Linked DNA regions of Mus musculus: region 1 is linked to region 2. A link is a loop called in an ENCODE intact Hi-C map of the cell type or tissue named here. Cell type or tissue: left cerebral cortex. All regions are shown on one strand. Each heading gives the region's core, and the rest is flanking DNA. Links, peaks and the distances in the headings are about the cores only.

Evidence for each region. A loop is a pair of places that touch in the nucleus more often than their neighbours do. Peaks named below come from ENCODE experiments on the same cell type or tissue, not always from the same donor. Only the 100,000 strongest peaks of a DNase experiment are listed, where the experiment ranks them.
Region 1: it touches region 2 in a loop (2.5-fold over the local background); 3 of 42 quality-filtered maps call a loop at or near these places.

The regions. Positions count from the first base shown.
Region 1 is chr5:106,442,187-106,452,218 of GRCm38, forward strand. No RefSeq gene overlaps it. Among named protein-coding and RNA genes, the nearest start is that of Barhl2, 11 kb to the right of the region's middle. In left cerebral cortex, for the core only: no CTCF peak of the experiment used is centred there; a DNase peak (open chromatin) is centred at 4,624.
Region 2 is chr5:105,996,813-106,006,844 of GRCm38, forward strand. No RefSeq gene overlaps it. Among named protein-coding and RNA genes, the nearest start is that of Gm25672, 71 kb to the right of the region's middle. In left cerebral cortex, for the core only: a CTCF peak has its summit at 5,707; DNase peaks (open chromatin) are centred at 5,704 and 6,891.

The sequences.
Region 1 (10,032 bases), core at 905-8,904, 450 kb after region 2:
TGGCTTTCTACATTCACTCTTTGCATCTAGAATACACAGTCAACACATGAAAAGTGTGATTCTAAACCCTGCACACCACATAAAATCATTCTATATGTAATAGAATCTCCAGCCTCCAAAACCTAAGCTTTATAAAAAGCCATTAGCCATAGTGTCCCCAAAGAAGCTTCTAGAGGCACGAGCCTGACAGGGGAGGGGACTGGGGTTTGGGTCATAGGAGCATCTCCTCAGCCGGTTTCTTCCTGTTCTTCTGACTTGGGAAAGCAATGAAACATTTTCAAGGTTCGCAGCATAAATGACCATTACAAGATAGTTTATATACTCTAACGCTGAAAATCAGGACTCCATCTTCCAAATTCTCCCAACCATGCTAGGTTGTGACTCTGGGTTTTCCCCATTTTTTTTCCAGTCACTGCAGCGAGGAACTTATTATTTTCAAAATCATCCAACAGGATTTTCAAATCGGAATTCCATGAAGAAGTCAGACCCGAGCATTGCAGCAATTTTTTTTTTAACATCTGAAGAGCTGAAGAAATTTCTTGGCCATGAAAAGCCTCCCCGCTCATTGGGGCCTCGTATGATATTTATATAGGATAATAAGGGTAAGTACAGACACACGAATCAGTACAAACTTGTCTATATGAAGGAAGGAGCGCTTCTGTTTGCATATGGATATTCATGAAAATTAGGGGAAAAGAGTCAAAACTAAATAAATATTTAATATTTCAGCACCTGTCATATAGGTTTTTGTATGTGTGTGCATTACTAATATTGACTAGCAGCGTTACCGCCACTCTAACCAACTTCATTAAAGAATAAAAGAAAAGTAATGAGTCATTTCGCACTCTGTCTGACCACTATACAATAATAGCAAGATTTCATGCAAGGGTACAACACTATGCCCATCTGCAATCACAGTCTCTTTGCAAAAATCTCAATTCACACTTCACATGCAGCTAACCTTGTTACCATCCCTTCCTAAATCCATCAGTGTTGCAGCTGCGCGTCTTCACAGCCCAACATCTTAAAATTCATCATTCTGGCACCTTGGCATCGCTATAGGTCAAGACAGAGAATCCAACCAAGAATAATTAAAGGGCACCCAGATGTTTAGTTTACTTATCTCGGGCCTTTCCTCAAACGTTCTTGATTTGCCGGTGTGTACTGTTTCTTTCCTGTTTTAAGATACGTGCAACGTGATTATTTTACAGGGATGAGACCAGGAACAATACATCTCAGACTTTTTTTTTTTTTTTACAAGTGTAGTTCTTTGTAGTTGAAATCTGAACAAGAGGCGTGATAATGAGTAGGTTGAGGGAAGGAAAGGTGTTATCTCATTAAGGTAATTACTAAGACATCCCCACCATTACATCGGCTTGAAAATGTGGCAATTAAAGTTCCCTACATGGGCTCCTGGAGACAAGAGAACAAGACAGTTCGCCTGGAACTTCTATGGTGCGGTTAATGTGTGTCACGCAAATGAAAGGCTAGACCACTGCTGTTTAATTCTTTTACTCAATCCCCCACCCCCGCACTCAAATTTCTTTGTAAGTTATGGCTCTTTAATTTTTTTTCTCCTTAACCTGAATTTAATTCTTATCAATTGTGTTAGGTAAAAAGCCCTAGAAGACATAGCTTCTACTTACCCATTGAAAACTCAGAAAACACACACACACACACACATGCGCGTGCTTACATATATATACTAACACACATGCATACATACACACAAACACACATGCACGTACATGTACATATGAACATATGAACACATGAACATACACACTAGCACACCTGCATGTTCATGCACACATGAACACACATGCACATACACAGGAACACACATGCATGTACATACACACAAACACACATGAACATATACACTAGCATATGCATGTTCATGCACACACAAACACACATGCACATATACACACAAAAGCACACACACATGCGCATGAACACAGACACACTCCATGCACACACTGATGCTCACACACACCATGCACATGCACATACTCAAGTATGTACACGCTCAGACACACTAAGGCACACTGGTGAGGTGCTCCCTCTATCAGAAGGTAGCTGACCACCTTTTTCTCTCTGTAGAGACCTGCTCTCTGCTGAGGAAGTTGACAAGTTTAAGGCCAGAGTTAGGAAGATTTAAATATACGTTTGATAAAAAAACGGTAAATGGTGTTTTGCTGCCCATCACAGCCTACCCCCAGCTAACTTGGAGGCTCCTTATTAAAACAGGATAAGTTCACATTCCACCCTGAAACCTGTCCCCAGTGAGTTATCTCCTCTACTCTGAAGCTGTTCCTCTTCCAACTGTCTTCTCATCTCTTCCCCTGCCTTAGTCAAGACCAATTGAAAAACTGACAGACCAACTGAGAAATGAAACCCAAACTGAAGTGCTTGCTTCCAGAGCTAGGGATATAGATCAGTGCTGGAGTGCCTACCTAGCATGCACGAGATCTGGGTTCAATCCCTAGAACCATATAAAAACCAGATCTTGCTTTTATGCTCACTTAAACTACTACTATTTATCTCAAATTATGAAAACAATTCAGTCGGTGGTAGCAGCCCATGCCTTTAATCCCAGTGCTTGGGAGGCAAAGACAGGCAGATCTCTTGAGTTTGGGGACAGCCTGATCTACAGAGTAAATTCCAGGACAGACAGTGCTACACAGAGAAATCTTGTTCAGAAAAAGAAAGAAAGAAAGAAAGAAAGAAAGAAAGAAAGAAAGAAAGAAAGAAAGAAAGAAAGAAAGAGGGAGGGAGGGAGAGAGAGGGGGAGGGAGAGGGAGAGAAGAAAAAGAAAAAGAGGAAAAAGAAAAGAAAGAAAAAAGAAAGGAAGGAAGAAAGAAAGAAAAAGAAAGGAAGGAAGGGAGAGAGGAAGAAAGCAAAACAGGGAGAGGGTTCAGTACCTAACCTGACCTGTGGAGGGAAGAAATGAACAACCAGTTCCAACAAATTAATCTCCCATCTCCACATGTGCGCATGTGTGCTGTGGCACATGTGTGCATGTATGCATGTGTGCATGTTTGCTGTGGCACATGTGTGCATGCACACAAATGATAGGCAGGCAGACAGACAATAGGTAGATGATCAATATAGACGATAGATAGATGATAGATAGGAAGACAGATGAAGTTGGAATTACCGCTTAGTGGTGGAGCTCCTATATAACATATGCTAAGAAAAATGGGTAACATAATTCATGGGGGGAGGGGAATATTATGTCAGGTACCATACAAACATAGAGTTTTAAAGACTATGGAGAAGTACTTGAATATGGAAAAAATGGAAGTTTAGATATGTACAGCTGTATATGATGCACAGTAAACCAAACCTAGAAATAATAAGCCACACACTGGAAGTGACTCTCTCCATCTCTACACCTGTTCTTCAGTAGGCATGCATTACTTTCACAATATGAAGTCAGTTTTAAACATTTACACAGAACTTCCACCTCCTCTGTGCCAGGTAGAAATCTGTTGCATGGAGTTATCTCTCGGTCACCTGTAATCCTACAGTTTCTTCTTTCGGTTTGTCTCCTCTATCCTTGGAGGCTGGGGTGGAGGAGGCCACAAGGATTAAAAAGAGAAAGCTACATCTTAGAAAGACCTGCTGCTTCCAGCTGGTATTCAACCAGATAACTGGAGATTCTTTCCAGTTCTGAGTTTGGGTCAAGATCAGTTCTGCTTACAAACCATCTGTTGGATGTATCCTTCTGCCAAATTTCCAAGCAGAACCAAGTAAAAACTGTGAACCCTAAGGAATGAGGTACCTGATGTCTGTAAAACATCTTGCCAAGTAAAGGGCTCCTTCCCCCCGGGGTGCTGGGTTGGGGGTGCTGGGTTGGGGGTGCTGGGTTGGGGGTGCTGGGTTGGGGGTGCTGGGTTGGGGGTGCTGGGTTGGGGGTGCTGGGTTGGGGGTGCTGGGTTGGGGGTGCTGGGTTCTGAATAGTTTGCAAGTTTCAAAACCTTGACCCAAAAATTAATTAGTAATAGCCAGTAAACTTTTAAGCTTAGTTCTCCTCCTCCCCTCTCATTAACATCCCTCTGTATGGGTTTTTAACCTGTCACCTTTGCTTTCCTTAAAACACCCCACATGTCTGCAATAGCAAAGCTAAAAGTGGGACAAAAGTCAAACAGGAAAATGGAGAGCAAAACAGACCCTCTGGATCTCAACTTCATCCTGGCAGGCCACCGTATCTGCTTCCCATCCCAGGCTTGAAAGCAGCTATAACTGCTGTCGTAGATGAAGTGGGAAGGCCAACTCTACCCTAATAAGAGTCTTTGTGGGTGTACTTTGGGTATGTGAAAATAATTGAGTCTTTTACAGGGATGATGAGACCCCAGAGAAGGCAGATGGCACGTGCCCACTTGCCTGATGGCATCCTCTGGGCACTGGAGGGGGCAAAGGATTTTAAACAAAATAAGAGAGGGTAAGAAAGAGGAAAACAGGAAAGTGAAATTTGTGCCTTGATTCTGCAGTCTAGCTCTGCAGTCTGGGTAGCCTCTTCCCCACTCAAACAAGCAGAAGCAAAAAGAAAGGAATCCAGCAACTGGCACAAACCGCTGAGGTTGCTGTGCTCTGATTGGACGAGACTACGGTAGGCGGGACTGGCACAGCCACCAGCACAAGGAGACACAGCAGGCGGAGGTGGAAAGAACTGCCTTTTGGTAGTTAGCTCTAACGTAAACCTAGATTCATGGGAACGTCTAAAATGTGGACTGCCAGAAATTTCAAAGGCAAAGAAAAAAATACAAAAGTGTGTGGGTTCGTCAATTTGGGTTATGTGTGAATTTTTGGTCTATCACTGCATAGCAAGGAAAGATGTGACATTTGTTCCTTTAATCACATATGTGACACAATGTCTTCACTCGAGGCCAGTGAGGACACGTATGTCCCCTTTAAAAATCTTAATTTAATGACACTATATTGTAAGCCTCTACTAATAAACTATTTGTGAAAATAGGACAGATAAGAAAGTCGTATGTTAAATGGTCCCCAGTCGCCTTACTCCCAATGAGAAACGGCTGATACTGGGACAGGAACCTTTCACCTTACAAATACTCAGCCCTCTGGAGGGCAACTGTTAGTTCAAGACTCTGAGAGATAAGTTTAGTCGTTTCACCAAATATATTTTCATCTTGTGAGTAATATCAGGACAACTTTTAGTCAAATTGGGAGTCTTAGCAAGTCCATTTACAACTAAATCATTAAGTCTTTGCATTCAGCAGTAAAGCTGGCCTGTCCGAAAGAGACCTGCCATGAGAATCTCATATTTGGACACTGCCACACACGGCTTGCCTTCTCCGAAGTAGTGTGGTAATCACAGCCTCCCAAGCCGGTTCCTAACACCCAGCCAACAGTGTTTAGAACAGTTTGCCTTCCATGAGGGCACTCTAGTTTTGTGGCTTAGGAGTGCACCACCAGCGGTATTATAAATTCCAACTGCTCTCTAGAAAACATGTCTCCTCTTTCCCTTTCCCGTAGACACGGCCTAATAGAGGCCTTTGAGTGTCTCTTCCTCCAGCCTTCACGGGCTTTGGGGAAATCCTGATCTCCAATGGTGCCCAAACCCACAATCGTGGATAATTCACACTCCCAAAATCATTGGGTGTCAGTTCCTAATTTCCATTAACCTTTCTATCCCTCTAACCCAGCTAGGAAGAGAAAGAAGGGAGCCAGAAAGTTGAAGAAACTGACTCCAGGAACTGAAGAAAGGTTACCATGCAGTCCTGATCTCTTAGGAAGAGTGAGCAGGAGGTGGGTCCTGATGCACAGCGCTGCAAAGCTTATTTTATTTTCTTCATGGGAGATGGAGACCGGCTTTTTATTTCTTCCACAACTCACAGCACTGCTCTGGAGGTCATCCCGAGAACTGTTCCTGAAATATATCTGGATTTTTGACCCAGGTCTGTCTATAGGTGCCTTTCCCAGACAATCATCCTGAAACTCATCTGCCACCTCTGTCACCACCAGCACAGGAGCTTACAAGGCCGCCAGACTGCCCTGAGGCCAGGCAAGCACAGAGACCCGAGCGCCTAGCTACCGGGACTTGAAGGCACCAGCGCCTGGTGCATTCTGCGCCGCGGGCCGGCCGGGAGTGGCACAGGGCCTTGCCCTCCCAAGGGCAGCACCGAGGGCCAAGGCCAGGTTCTGCCTCGCGCTCGGTACGCGGTTTTCCTTTCAGGGCCTCCTATACGATCAGACGGTCGCAAAAAGTCGTGAGCACGCGTGGAGGGAGAAGCGCTGCAGATCATGAACCCCGCGTGGCTCGACCTCCTCCGCAGAGCTTGTCTTCCAGCTGCGGAGACCTCGCGCGACTGAAGCAGAAGAGCCGCCGGGCAGGTTCCAAGGGAGACCCCCGCAGCGGCCGGGGCTCGGGGGCCTTCCGTTAAGAACTTATTAAGTGGGGGGCGGTTAAGAGTTGATCTGTCGCAGAGCGCTACTTACCCCCATATTTTTGAATTACTTGTATTGATCTGAGACTGTGTTCTTTGGAATGTGACCCTGTCGGACTTCGAGTTAATCAGGAAGCGCTGCCGGGGAGGGCTCCTTGTAATCACGGGACCTCCCCACCCGTGGGCACACTCCCCCACCCCACCCCACCCTTCTTAGTAGCCTGGGCCTTGCCTGGAACCGCCTGCCCTTGTCTTTGCTCCACAGCACGACCTGGGAGCTGTCTGTGGTGCTAGGAAAGAGAACCTTGGAGATCGCCAGAAGAAGGGCCAAGCAAGGAGAAGTAAAGAGGAAGAAACAGAATGGCAGCGCGCCCAGAAAAGCTCACAATGACAGAGGCCTTCACATCCCAGCTAGGAGAAAGCAAGGCAAAGGTCTCCTCTGAGTTTTCCCATCCCCCGTTAAGATAGTGGGGTTGATTTTCCAAAGCAAAAGGCCAGCCAGTGACATCTCCCTGAAAAAGACAGCCCTGGAGCCCACCCACTCACCATCACCCAGTCTGGGAGTCCACACTGACTCTCATTCAGATAGAGGAAGCAAGTTGTCTTCTACAGGCGATATGGAGGGGTGCTAGGCACTAGGCCCCAACTCAAAAAAAAAAAAAAGATTCAAGTGGTAAAGAGGACTGGGGTCCCCAGAAAGTTCATCCAGGGTCAGCCCTGGAGATGGTTCCACTTGCCCATGTGCCCACAACTGTCAGTGGTCAGCTGCCAGGACACAGGGTGGGCCAGCTTTCCCCAAAAAGGGTTCAAAGCTGCCCAGAAAAAGGCGGTTTTATCTCCTCCTGACCTGTCTGTGGGTGGTGAAAAGTCAGGGCTTGTTTTTCAAACTTGCTGACTTCAAATTCTGCCTGGACTTTTCTTCCAGTGTATTCTTTGCCACCTCATGGTTTAAAAAGCACTTAAGTTTCCCTAGCCCTGGGGAGGGCTTTTCCCAATGTTTTTAGAAAGTTAAAAATATAACAAAACCAAACTACACCCAAGCCACCTTGTTTAAGGGGTGGGAGTTGAGCAAATTCTCCTGAAAGGTTGCCTAGGCAGAGGCAGAGTGTAGGTGGGAGGAAGGGAGAGACTTTAAGGGTAAGCTGGGTTTTGCAGCAACACAGGAAATTGGCTGTCTAATCGGCACTGTGTGGGTTTTCCTTGGGGGGGGGGATAAATTGATACAGGGTGGTAAATATATTTTCTGGGGCTGGCGCCAAGCAGCAAGGGTTACATTGCAATTTATTGAAAATAGCTTGGTTGGACTGCAACTGACTGGCTGCTGGCCAGAAAGTTTAACTTCTTCCTTAACAAGTAAATTACTGATTATTTATAGTGTGTTTTCCAGATTCCCCTGGCTCATCCCCAGGCCAGCAAGCCTTGAGGATGGACCTTTTGAGGTTTTTAAGCATCCCTCTGAAACAAGTCCATTTTCCTGTGCTCTGGTGGGAAGCAAAGAATGTCGTCAGAGTTTCTGTTTGTCTAGACTTCCAGTCCAGAGACCAGTCACAGTTTGCCCTTCAGACAGGGGAAAGACAAGGAATGTAGCTAGCTCCCCGGCACAGCCACTTGGGGAAGTCCTTAACCAGCTAAATCTCCTGTGGAAAGACACATTTGCTTGCCCCTCTCCACACCCCAAATATAACTGGGCCAGCACAAAAGCATGAAAGAACCCCCTTGTAAAGGAATGAACTCATTTTGTTCTTGATTTTTAAGCAGTAGTTTCTGGACTTGGGATTTTAGGGCACCTGTGAAGGTCTCCTTTGCAGCAGTGTTGGAGAGAAAGGAACTTGGTACCCAACTTTCTTCCCAAAACAGCTCCTCTTGCAACACCAATCTAACAATCTGTGTTAAACAGCAAGTAGCCAAAACCAAAACAAATGGAGAAAAGAAGGGTGGACATTTTCAACCACATGGTTTAGGAGATGCAAGAAAACATGTTTATCAGAAAAGGTGAACCTGCAGAAATTTTGATGTATGCAAAACAGCTACCACAAGCCTGGAAAGAACTACCCCTGCACTGACCACCCACGGAGTCCAAGTTCAAGCCAGAGAGGGAAATAGCCGTGGGCTGACTCCCCAGTAGGGGGCTGGTGGGCCACTGGCCAAGGTCTTGCCTAGGTTAGTAAGTTTGCTCCTACATTTTCCTACCAGACACTGGATAATTCTTTTATGTGGCTTTCCACAAACAACACCTGTGCTTTCTTTGGCCCTGAGCTTTCCAGACCCAGGTACAGTGTGAACAGAAGATTCCTCACACCTTAGAAAATAATTTTTATAGACCTAGGCAAATCATCGTAAACTACTGAAACTTGACTTAAAAGAAAATCCAATAAATGCTAAGACTTCCGAATGGGGGTGCCTGTTGAGTACTCAGGCTTTGAACCTTTTCCACACTGAACAGGGTGCCGTATTCCTAACTCAGCAAGTAAGTAAGTAAGTAAATAAATAAATAAACAAAATGTAGATGGGCTATCCCAGACTCTTGTTAGAATCATAAAAAGTCCAAGACCATTTTGATTCAACTGAGGAGCTGGGGTGAAATCTGCAAGCCACTCCCTAATTAGCCTTGGTCTGATGCAGGCGCCTGAGGCCATTTCCTCCTCGCTTTCTCTCTCTCTCTCTCTCTCTCTCTCTCTCTCTCTCTCTCTCTCTCTCTCTCTCTCTCTCTCTCTCTCCCCTCCCGTTTTCCTTCCCACCCCTCTTCAGTTTACATTTCCACACCACTACATTTAAAAAAAAAACATTTTTTTAAATGTTTCAAGCAGCAAACGAAGTCGGAGACGGGGTCTAGATATGTAATAACTGCTTTCTCTGGACTCTGTCAGAGCACTGAGGCTGGAGAGTGCTCACATAGGATCAGGTTTTCCCCTACTGCTGAGGAAGGGACCTGACACTAAACAGGAACCTGAATAGCTCTGTAGCTGTGTTCCTCCGGTCCATCTCTCAGCCCTACAGTTTTTCTTAAAACAATCCTTAATGCTAGATTTAATAAATAGCAGCCTCGCCCTGGGCACCTGCAGCCCAAAATCAAGCCATGGCTCTGGTACACACACACACACACACACACACACACACACACACACACACACAGCCTTGCGGGCTTCCTCTACAAGCTGGGCAGGGTCTTTCGTTTTGGGCGCCAGCACTTCCAGAAGCACTGATAAAAGGCTTGGCAAGCTTGTCTCAACTAGAGTTTGACGTTGTGCTCCCGCTTCGCGGATCCAAGCACAACTCATTAGGGCGAGCGACTAGGTGAGGGGCTGGGGAGGCTAGAAGGTCGCAGTTGGGAACTAAGAAGGCAAGGATCAAAGCGGCGACAAGGGTTTGTTAGCAGGGCACTCGGCGTCCCCCGGGGATTCCTAATTGCTCGGCCCACAGCCTCCCGCTCGCAGGCTGTCCGGCAGTGAGGGCGCCCAGCCGCAGGCGGCTGAACAGCTGCAAGGCCGGCCTAGTGTCCGCCTGCCGCCCAGCTCCTGCTGGCTTCGCTGGCCAGGGCTTGGGGACACACTCAGCCCCAGGAAGAGCTCTAGAAGGGGAGGGGCACACAGAAGAATACATACACACCGCAAAACCT
Region 2 (10,032 bases), core at 873-8,872:
TTTCCTAAGCCTTGGCCCTTCAGGAGGTAAATGTGAAATGGATTTTTGAAGGAAATTGTTTTTGTAGCTTATTCTTGGCTTGCTCCTATCCGTGAACTTCCCTTGCAAAAGCAGAGTCCGAACACTTGTAAACTACGAGATGGGGTTCTGGTTTGGGAGAGTGTGGGGAACAAAGTCTTTTATTTCATTATGTTATAAAATTCTCCTTGTGCTGGGGCTGGGGAGACAGCTCAGCAGCTAAGAGCACTGGCTCCTCTTGCTGAAGACCCTGGTTTGAGTCCCAGCATTTACATGGTAGGTCCCAAGTCTGTAACTCCAGCTCTAGGAGATCCAGTGCCCTCTTCTGGCCTCCATGGGCAGCACACACATGTGCTGCACTTAAACACACACAGGCAATACACTCATACATGTAAAATAGGAATTAATTGAAAAATTCTCCATATTTTAAGGCACAATTGTTAGTCAGTATTTATTACCCTCTATTAAAAATATAACTTTGATTTTTTTCCTTCCTCTCCTCTCTCCTTCCCTCCCTCCCTCCCTCCCTCCCTCCCTCCCTCCCTCCCTCCCTCCCTCCCTCCTTCCTTCCTTCCTTCCTTCCTTCCTTTCAAAAGGGTCTCACTCTGCAACCCAGGCTGGCCCAGAGGTTATGCCAATTCTCCTTACTCAGCCTCCAGAGTGCTGTGACAATAGGCATGAAACCCCACACCTAACTTTAAAGAATAACTTTAAAGAAGGCTAGGCTATTTAATTTTCAAAATTTTTAATATTTGTTTGTATTCCAGTAGACCCCTGGCAACACCACTTGTAAACATGAGACCATAGGGTATTAAGGCGATGTGTCAGCACCTTGACTCTTTGAGGTACCATGTACGTAGTAACTGTAACAATGTTTTAGAGGGCTGCTCCCTGGGTTAGTACTCTTTAAGTTTGCATATATATATTATATATTTTGTTGCTATTTGTTATTTATTTTAAGATAGGATTTCACACTGTAGCCTAGGTTGTCCTGAAACCCACTGTGTAGCCCAGGCTGGCCTTTTTGTGGCATCTTCTTGCCTCAGCCTGAGTTTTCAGGTTAAAGTTGTGCTCCACTACCCTTATTAGTATTTGTAAAGATTTATAAGTTTATAAATATTTTCTAGGAAGAAAACAGCGTATGAAAATCTTTCCTAGGGCTGGAGAGATGGTTTAGTGGTTAAGAGCATTGACTGCTCTTCCAGAGGTCCTGAGTTCAATTCCCAGCAACCACATGGTGGCTCACAACCATCTGTAATGGGATCTGATGCCTTCTTCTGGTGTGTGTCTGAAGACAGCTACAGTGTACTTACATGAAATAAATAAATAAATACCTTTTTTAAAAAAAGAAGAAAATCTTTTCTAATATATCCAACTGTTTGATTCCATAATGAGGCAGGCCCGAGTGACCGAACTGCTGGGTCTATGCAGAGAAGAATGGAAAAACTGACCCACATCACTTTGCAATGGTCTTAGCCAGCCCTTGACTACAGCAGAGGTGGAGATAGATGGCCCATTGAGTTCCTGTACCACTCTGGGGCTGTGCTCACTCCATGTGGAAGCCCTACCCTTTGGGCACAGCCAGTCCTGGGACCATGTATTTGGTGTGGAGGCAGGGCCTCCAAGTCATCCCTAGGGTACCCTGGGTTAGTGTCCTGTCCCATCCATGGGGTAGTCTGCCTCTTTCCCAGGCTGTGGCACTCTGGTTCTTCTGTCCCTGAGGTCTCAGGGGAGGGAGTGTTTTCTGTTGCCAGTGTGTTGCTGCTTAAAGATTTCCCAGGATTTAAGAGTAATCTCCAAGGTGTGTTAAACACGCAGCATTAAGAGCAGCAGCGGAGGGAGGCCGTGGATTGAAGTTCCCTCTGAGACACTCTTTTATTAAAGGAGCACGCTTACAGGGAAAACAAAGAGAGGAGACGGTAAAGAAGCCACCGTGGTTAAGAGCTGCCCTGCAGGTTGCTTGCCAAGAGGAGTTAGAGGGGTCTTAGAAATAATGTCAGGCATGAGAGGAGGAAGTCAGGTAGAGGTGCAGTTTTGCAGTACTACACTTAATATGGTCCCCTGGGCCACGTTTCCTCTAGAACTCTTGGGTTGAGTTCTGTATGTGGTATGTCATTTTAGGAAACATGTTAATGTACAGATCAAAACGTCCTGCTATAGCACTCAACATTACCTCAGCAATAGTGTCTAGTGACTGGGCTGAAGAAGCAGAGCTGCGGGGGCAACACATGTGGTTCATGATTGGTCATAGGAAGTAAAAGGAGCCCACATTTGTTCAGATAGTCCTGGAACTGGGGTGAGAAAATGAATAGAGGCAGGAGGCGAGGGCTCTTGACGGACATCTATAGAGGTAATGTGGACTTACCAATAAACTGTGGAGGAGCAGGAGCAGAACCAGAGACCTTGCAAAGGAGATGAGGATGGAATCAATTCCTGTTGACTGAGAGGTTACAACACCGAGAACCCAATTCCAAGTCACAGAATGATCATTTTAATTAAAAGGTTGTATTTATTTAATATACTTACACATTATTAGTAGCAATGTGTGTATGTGTGTGTGTGTGTGTGTGTGTGTGTGTGTGTGTGTATGTATGTATGTATGTGTGTGTGTGTGTGTTTGTATGTGTGTGTATGTGTTTCTGGTTCTGATGTGGGAACCCAGGGACTGAGCCTCGTTCCAGCCCTTTGTTTTTTCCTTCTCCTCTTCCTCCTTCTTTTCCTTCCCCTCTTCCTCTTCCTCCTTCTTTTCCTACCCCTCCTCCTCTTCCTCCTCTTCCTCATTCTCGTCTCCTTTTGTCTGAAAACTCTTATTCCTACTTCACAATGCATCTAGGTTTCACTTTTATGAAACTCTGGACTGCCCACCTTCCTGTCTTCTCCTGTACATATAACTTCTCATATACAACTCTCCCTGAAGACATGTAGACTACATGCCCTCTCCCATGCTTGACTGACTTGCCTCTTCTGTTTGTGGCATGGAAAAGTAGCCAGTTGTTTATGTGTGTGTGTGTGTGTGTGTGTGTGTGTGTGTGTGTGTGTGTGTATGTGCGCGTGCCACACGTAGAGAGAGAGAATGAGAGAGAGAAACAGAGAAAGAGACAGAGAGAGAGAGAGAGACTTGGTCCCTCTCTACTAAATATTCTTGAACAATGTCCTTTTATAGCCCAAGTGGACCCAAGTTGCTCTCTCCTAAACAGTGTGTTTCCTGTATTGTGAGTAGAGCAAAACTCCAACAAGACCCTCCACAGGTCCAGGCCTAGCTTACGCCCACCCACCCTCCACCGCCTCTTCCACAACAGTTCCCAAGTAGGTCTGTCAGACTTTCCAAGATCCCTTTTGTTTTCTTTTTACCTTTGTTACCACCACTATCTGCTCTTCCTTTTTTGCCCTTCATCATACCTATGTATGAATGTTACCTCCATGCCCGCCCTTCATCATACCTATGTATGAATGTTACCTCCATGACTGCCCTTCATCATACTTATGTATGAATGTTACTTCCATGACCGCCCCCCCCCCAATCCCCACATCCTCCTTCGTTCTATTCATCTCTATTTAAAACTTGATTTTTAAGCCATTTTTGTCTCCTTCCTCCTCAGACTAAGGTGGCTGAGCCTCTGGAATCCCTAGCAGAACAGCTGGCACCCAGAAGACAACCCTTTACCAAGAGTTTTTCTTCTTCCTTATTTGGAGACATTTGAGTTCCAAATCCTGAAAAGAAGAGGTTAAAAACACAAGGTTGAAACGGATTAAGTATCTTTCTATTTCATTTCCCCCTAAAGAGTGGAGGAGAAAGAAAGGGAAAGTCTGTATTTAAAGCATGTTTCCATAAATTATTCTGTGTAAAAGACACCTAAGAGCCCACTCAGTCATGAGAACTCAGGCCGCTCAGCATCTTGGTCATTGGTTTTCCATTTATCTTGTTTCAGCCAGGCACAAAATAATGCTAATTGGCCGAGGCTTATCTGAGGATACCTTATTATAGTAGAGAAAAGGGCCTGGGAAGTATTGGGGCCGGCCGAAGCCTTCAACAGGAGATAAAATATTATCTGTTTGTCAGGAGAGGTTTATTCAGTCCTTAGGCTCCTGATAGGAAAATACAGACCATGATTGATCTTCTAAGGTGTCTGAGCATCTTAACTCCATCTCCCACCATCAATATTCAAGCAACATTTTTAGTAAGGAATTACCCAGGACCTTCTGTGTATCAGGGGCTGGGGAAGTCCAACATCTGTAACCCCAGGATCTAGTACAGGTTATTATTCCATGCAATTATTACATGGAAGTTCTGTGTTTTGAAAGAGACACAGAGCAAGATGCTACCTACCTCTGAGCAGGCCCCAGGCAGACACACGAATGGTTCTCTGGAGATGGTATTCTTCTGGAAGGCTTTTATGATGGTGACATAGGATAAAGTCTGCTGCCAAATGAATTTCTTGAGCATAAACTTTGCGAGCCTCCCTTTCGTCAAGGAGCTACCTGGATACAATGTGTCAGCAGATGTAACAATTCTGAAAGTAGCACCCACACACCAAGCTCGCTCTGTTGTATCCCTAGGCAACCCAGTAACAAGGTAGCCACATTTCTCTTTGCTGTGACAGAATACCTGAGCAAAACAGTCTAAGGAAGGGTGGGATTATGCTGGCTAAGAGTTTGAGGGTGTAGCCTGTCATGGTAGGTAAAGCAGGGGAATGAGGCGGCCGCTCACATTGCATCTGTAGTCAGGAAGCAGAGACTGGATGTCAGAGCTAAGCTCGTTTTATTCAGCCTGCCAACCCTGCCTGGGGTATTTTGTTTTCTACATTCAAGGTAAGTCTTCCCTCCTCAGTTAAACCTTTCTAGAAACAACCTCACAGAGAGACTGGAAGATGTGTTTATAGTGATTCTAAATCTAGTCAAGTTGACCATGAAAATGAACCATGAGGGTGCTGAGAGGCAGAGGCACTGCGGCAGTGTCTGAGTTGTGTGCTTGGCTTGCGGCCCACTCTGATCCTATGCAAAAATGTTCTGCTAATTATGTTTATTCTATAGTTACTCTTTTTAGTTCACTAGCTCTGCAAATTTGGGGAGGGGGGGTGTTGATATCCTGGGGAACTTGTGACTGGTCCTGGGGACTTTTGTTGTACTGTTTAACTGTGATCCCTGCAAACTATAACCTCTTGAACAGAAACAACTGGACTAAGGAAGAATCATAGTTTACTAAACAGATCCAGGAACAAGATGGGACTGAGAAGGGGGCTGGACTCGAACGACTGGTTCCTCTGTGCTACGCGCCTTTGCTCTTCTCCTAACTATCCCAAATCAGCAGCAGAGCAGTACCGCATCGAGGCAATTATGGAAAGGTCAAAGGGTTGTGTGTTCTTTTCCATTTCACATTTGCTTACTATATCTTTGTTTATGACTGGCTAACATCACTTCACACAGAGCTATCAATAATCATCTGTCACATCCAAAGAGATTGTGATCCATGGACAAGTGACCTAATCAATTCGCTGGTGAACTGTTCATTCCTGAGGTTTTGAGTGAAGAAGCACTTTGTGAACTGCGGCAGAGCACGTGTTTAGTAGCTTCAGTAATGACCCGGCCCCTTCTGCAAATCTGGTTTAATCTATCAAAGGAATAAGAGCCAGGCTGGACATGACAGGGACACTGGCTGTGATCTTGCAGGCTGGGTGGTGCTGTAAAACTCTAGGGGGAGCCATTCTCACGTATTATGATGTAAGTGGTACCCACCCGGGTTAGGAAAATTAAAATCTTTTCTTTCTCAGTCTGAGGGATCTTGGGCCACCTTTTGAGTCACATCTCCCGTTTCTTCACCTGTCCCCGAGGCCAGTTGGGGGTTCACATGTTCATAGCTGGCTTTTGGCATTATATAGAATTGTATTTGTCAAGATAGGTGAGGTTGGATGGCAGGACCAGCCTCCATAACCAGAAGCACAGCCAATAAAGGTCTTCCTCCAGGTCATCCTCAGATGCAGGGTAATGGTGGCAGCCTCCATTGTCCGGAGGGGGTGAGGTGAGCCATAACATTTCCTCCAGGGTGCCAGCTTACATTTCATGGCTAAAGTGGCTGTGCTTACTTGAAGGGAGGGTTCAGAAACGTAGCTCTGTGCCCACAAAGATGAGATTCAGGTGACCTTTGAAGAGTGACCAGCACAAACGTAATGAAGAAGAGTCAAGGGGTGCGGGTGGGTTTTTGTTTTGTTTTGAGACTCAATGTCATTGTGGCACACAGGCTGGCTTCAAACTTGGCACCCTCCTACCCTGGCTACTCAAAGCCTATGATTGCAGGGTGCCAGCCACAACACCCATTGTGGGAGCCTGGGTTGAGAAAAGTGACACTGAGGTTTGAGTCTGACTTTTGTCTCTTGTCAGATGTTTAATAACTCGGGGAACAGGTTGCCTGCTCTGGGTCTCAATTTTCACAATGATGTTTTCTTGGTGGTGATACCGGGCCAGATATAAGGTAGGAGACCTAGCAAATTCCTTCTGTCCCCCTGCCCTGCTGTCTACCTAAGGTCCCTCTTAGTGCTAATGCTTTGCATCAGTCTGTAAATTAACGGCAGAAACTGCCCTCTGTCTCCTAGCCAGCAAGCAAGAAGGCCCCGAGAACCTTGCCAAAGCTCTGAAATATTCACGAGGAAGGCAAACTGTACTTAGGAAACCATTCAACTGGGCTTTCGGCTCACCGGGCTAAAGGCAGCGACGGAAGCTTCATCTTTAGCATAAGGAAAGAGACTCCCGAAGAGCCACACAGCTCCCCAGTGAAACACAGAACCGCCGCCCCTCTGGAAATGCCCAGAGGATACTCTGCCCGGCTGCAGCGGATGACCCGGCAGATGCAGATGACTTCCGGATACCTTTCATGCTTGGCAGGCATCCCCATTTTTATTTATGATATCAAAGCTCAGTGCTGTGTTCTCTCCTGCTGAAGACATGAAAGAGATTCAGAAGTCATCCAAATGATCTTGTAATTAATGTTACCACGCACGCCCAGAACATTAAAATGTTAACAGTGTTAGAATCGTGTGCTTTGGAATAGCGAGTGAGGGCTTTATTACAGAGACGCGCTCGGCAGATGTCACCACCCTAACCGAGGACATCAAGGTGCCTGCTGCTTGTTCTTATCAGCGGTGCAGAGTGGTTTTTTTTTTTTTTTAATTTATTCATTTTCTTTACTGCTGGAATCTGCTCTCATTATTAGACTATCTTGTCACTCATTTGCATTTCAAGTACTGAGACTGGGGGTGGGGGTAGCAGCCATGCGCCTTAGAAGAACACTTCAAGGGGTTACTCTATCAAACACCAGCGCGGTGCCGCAGTGGATCTGACATCTGGGTTATCTTATTCCCAGATGCTCTGTGGTGTCATTAGCAGGATTAATCTTAGCTTTAATTTCATAATGATTCTTATTCTAATATATGTGAACGAACACAAAGTCTCTTGACTCATTATCACCAATTTACCCCAGATATGCAATCAGGCTCGCTTACATTCACTAACATTTATTTTTGCTAATACATCTAAAATTGTAGATTAAGCAAATACAGTTAGTTCCAGCTGAGTGAATGCCTACCGAGGTAGCACGGTACTATTTATGTTTTAATTACGTCCATTAATGGTGTTGTTTTTAAATATGTACCGACTAAGAATGTGTTCGTGGGGAATTGTGAAGCCTTCCTTCGAGCAGCGTCCAGCTGTAAAATTAGTCACAGCAGCATTGTGTGAGGAGCCATTACCCACTTCGTTTTGGCAAATTATTGGAATTCCCTCTGCTAATTACGTTTTTAACCTTTATAAACAAGACGGAGGTACAGAGCCTCAATTCCAAACAGCTCTGCTCCCCTCTGGAAACAGAGCGGCAAGTCCTTAATGGTGAGTGTAATTGTAATAAGTCTTGTTGTTCTCATTCCTGGTCAAGGTTAACATGTCACATCAAATATTGTCACTTGTGCTTTTACGATCCATCCCAGGCAACGGCCTGGCCCGTTTCCCTCTCACTTGACACTAAGTTTAGTAATATGCTTGGGGGTGGGGTGGGGAGGGGAAGAGACGGCAGATTCCAAATCTCCCCCCCCCCCCACTTCCTTCAACCCCAGATTCCTCATTCACCAGGCGCTCTCAGCCGGCAGCGTGTGCAGTTTTATTATTGATGGGTAAAACGTTCAAACATTTAAAGAAATGAAAGTCAGCTTTGCATTTTTAATTAATTAATTAAAAGTACTGTAAATGCCAGCTTGTTAATTGCTTTGCACCTGCAAGCCAACACAGGGTTTGTGCACTCTTTCTTTGAATATTAAATTTCTTTTCCTCGCATGTCTTTATAATGCTTGGGAAGTCTCTCCAGCAAACATATTAGTAAAGAGTAAATATTGAATCTTAGACAAAACTCATGGCTCCATCTTTCACTGTACCCAGACTAGGATTCAAAGGAGGATTCAGATTTCTAAGTCTTCTAATTAAGTAGTGATAATCAGGCTTTCTGCTGAGGGTCACTTCCTGGGAGTAATTCGAGTTATTAAAATGCATGTTTTTGTTTGTTCTGCTTTGCGAGCTAAAACTGATCCCTTTTAATATAGCAGCAAATATGCAAATTGGTGTTTCATTATATTGTGTAATTTATGGCAATCTTCTCTAATTTACTGAAAGGTCAGGAGCCTGACCTTGTCATTCACGTTTTTTTTTTTTTTTTCCTAGTAAAGCTAAACTAATTATGTGGATTTTTTTTTTTTTAATTTTATGAAACTCTGAAAGTGTGCAGCTCGGCTAAGAATGTGACAAGTTTAACTTTCATTTAGCTTCACATTCACTGAGTTGGGGCCTCGGTGCGGGGAGGAGCCCGGCTGCAGTCGGTGGGTTCTGTTGGGATTCAGAATCGGTTGGCTCTGAGTACTGCCCAGAAAATAGAATGGTTTTCTTTAAAGCTTATTCCATATTACATCAGGTAAATATGGCAACTGGAAATTTCCTGAGAGAAACAATGAGAGAAACAATGAGAGAAACAATGGGTGTATGCCGTAAGTTGATGTTGGTCACAAAATGTTAAAAGAACCATCTCAGACCGAGTATCAAATTTTCTGTTCAGAAGACTCACCAAGGCCTTGCGTGAGCTGCTCTTTATGGATGCTCAGTGTGTGTATTGTGTTTTCCTCATTGCTCAATGTTCTTGTCAGTCTTGTTTGTGTCCAACACAAGCAGGTGACATGACTGCCTGCTGGCAGATGGGCGGTTCCCATGCCTCTGCGTCAAGAGCCATGCACATTTATTGCTAAGTGTTAAATCCCAGACTCTCTTCTTCTAAACTGGCTCTGAAATTGACTTCTAGGAACCTGAATTTTTAATCATATAATCTGTTTCCTATACTTGGGAAGAACCCACATCCATTTGATTCTTTTCTACCCAAAACATTAATTTCATAATTGTTCACTAAAAAAAAAAAATACATGGCTATCAGATGCTGCAGAGATGGTTCAATTGCCACAGTGTTTGCCTATAAACATGAGGACCTGAATTCAACCCTCAGCCCATAAAAAGCTGGGTGTGGCAGAGTATACCTGTAATCCTGGCATTGGGGAGGCAGAGACAGATGGATTCCTGGAGCTTGCTGGCTAGCCATATTGGTCAGCTCCAGTTTTGGTAAGAGACCCTGCCTCAAATAATAAGGTAGAGAGCAACTGAGGAAGACACTTGATGTTGGCCTCTTTCTTCCATGTGCACACATGTGTGCACTCCTGCACACACTCCTGCACACACACCTGCACAAATGTGAACATACATATGCTCACCCAAAATGCAGCTGGCAATTGATGCTTTTAAGGAACCATTTGGAAATAGAGACGTATAAATAATGTATAAGTAATGTAAGGATCAAAGCTTTACTCTGCCATTCCCAGCTTTTTATATGGGTGCCGGGGTTGAACTCAGACCCTTATGTCTATAGGCAAAGACTTTTGGCAATTGAACCATCTCTGCAGTCCCCAACAGCCATGTATTTTTAAACAAATGGTTAAACAA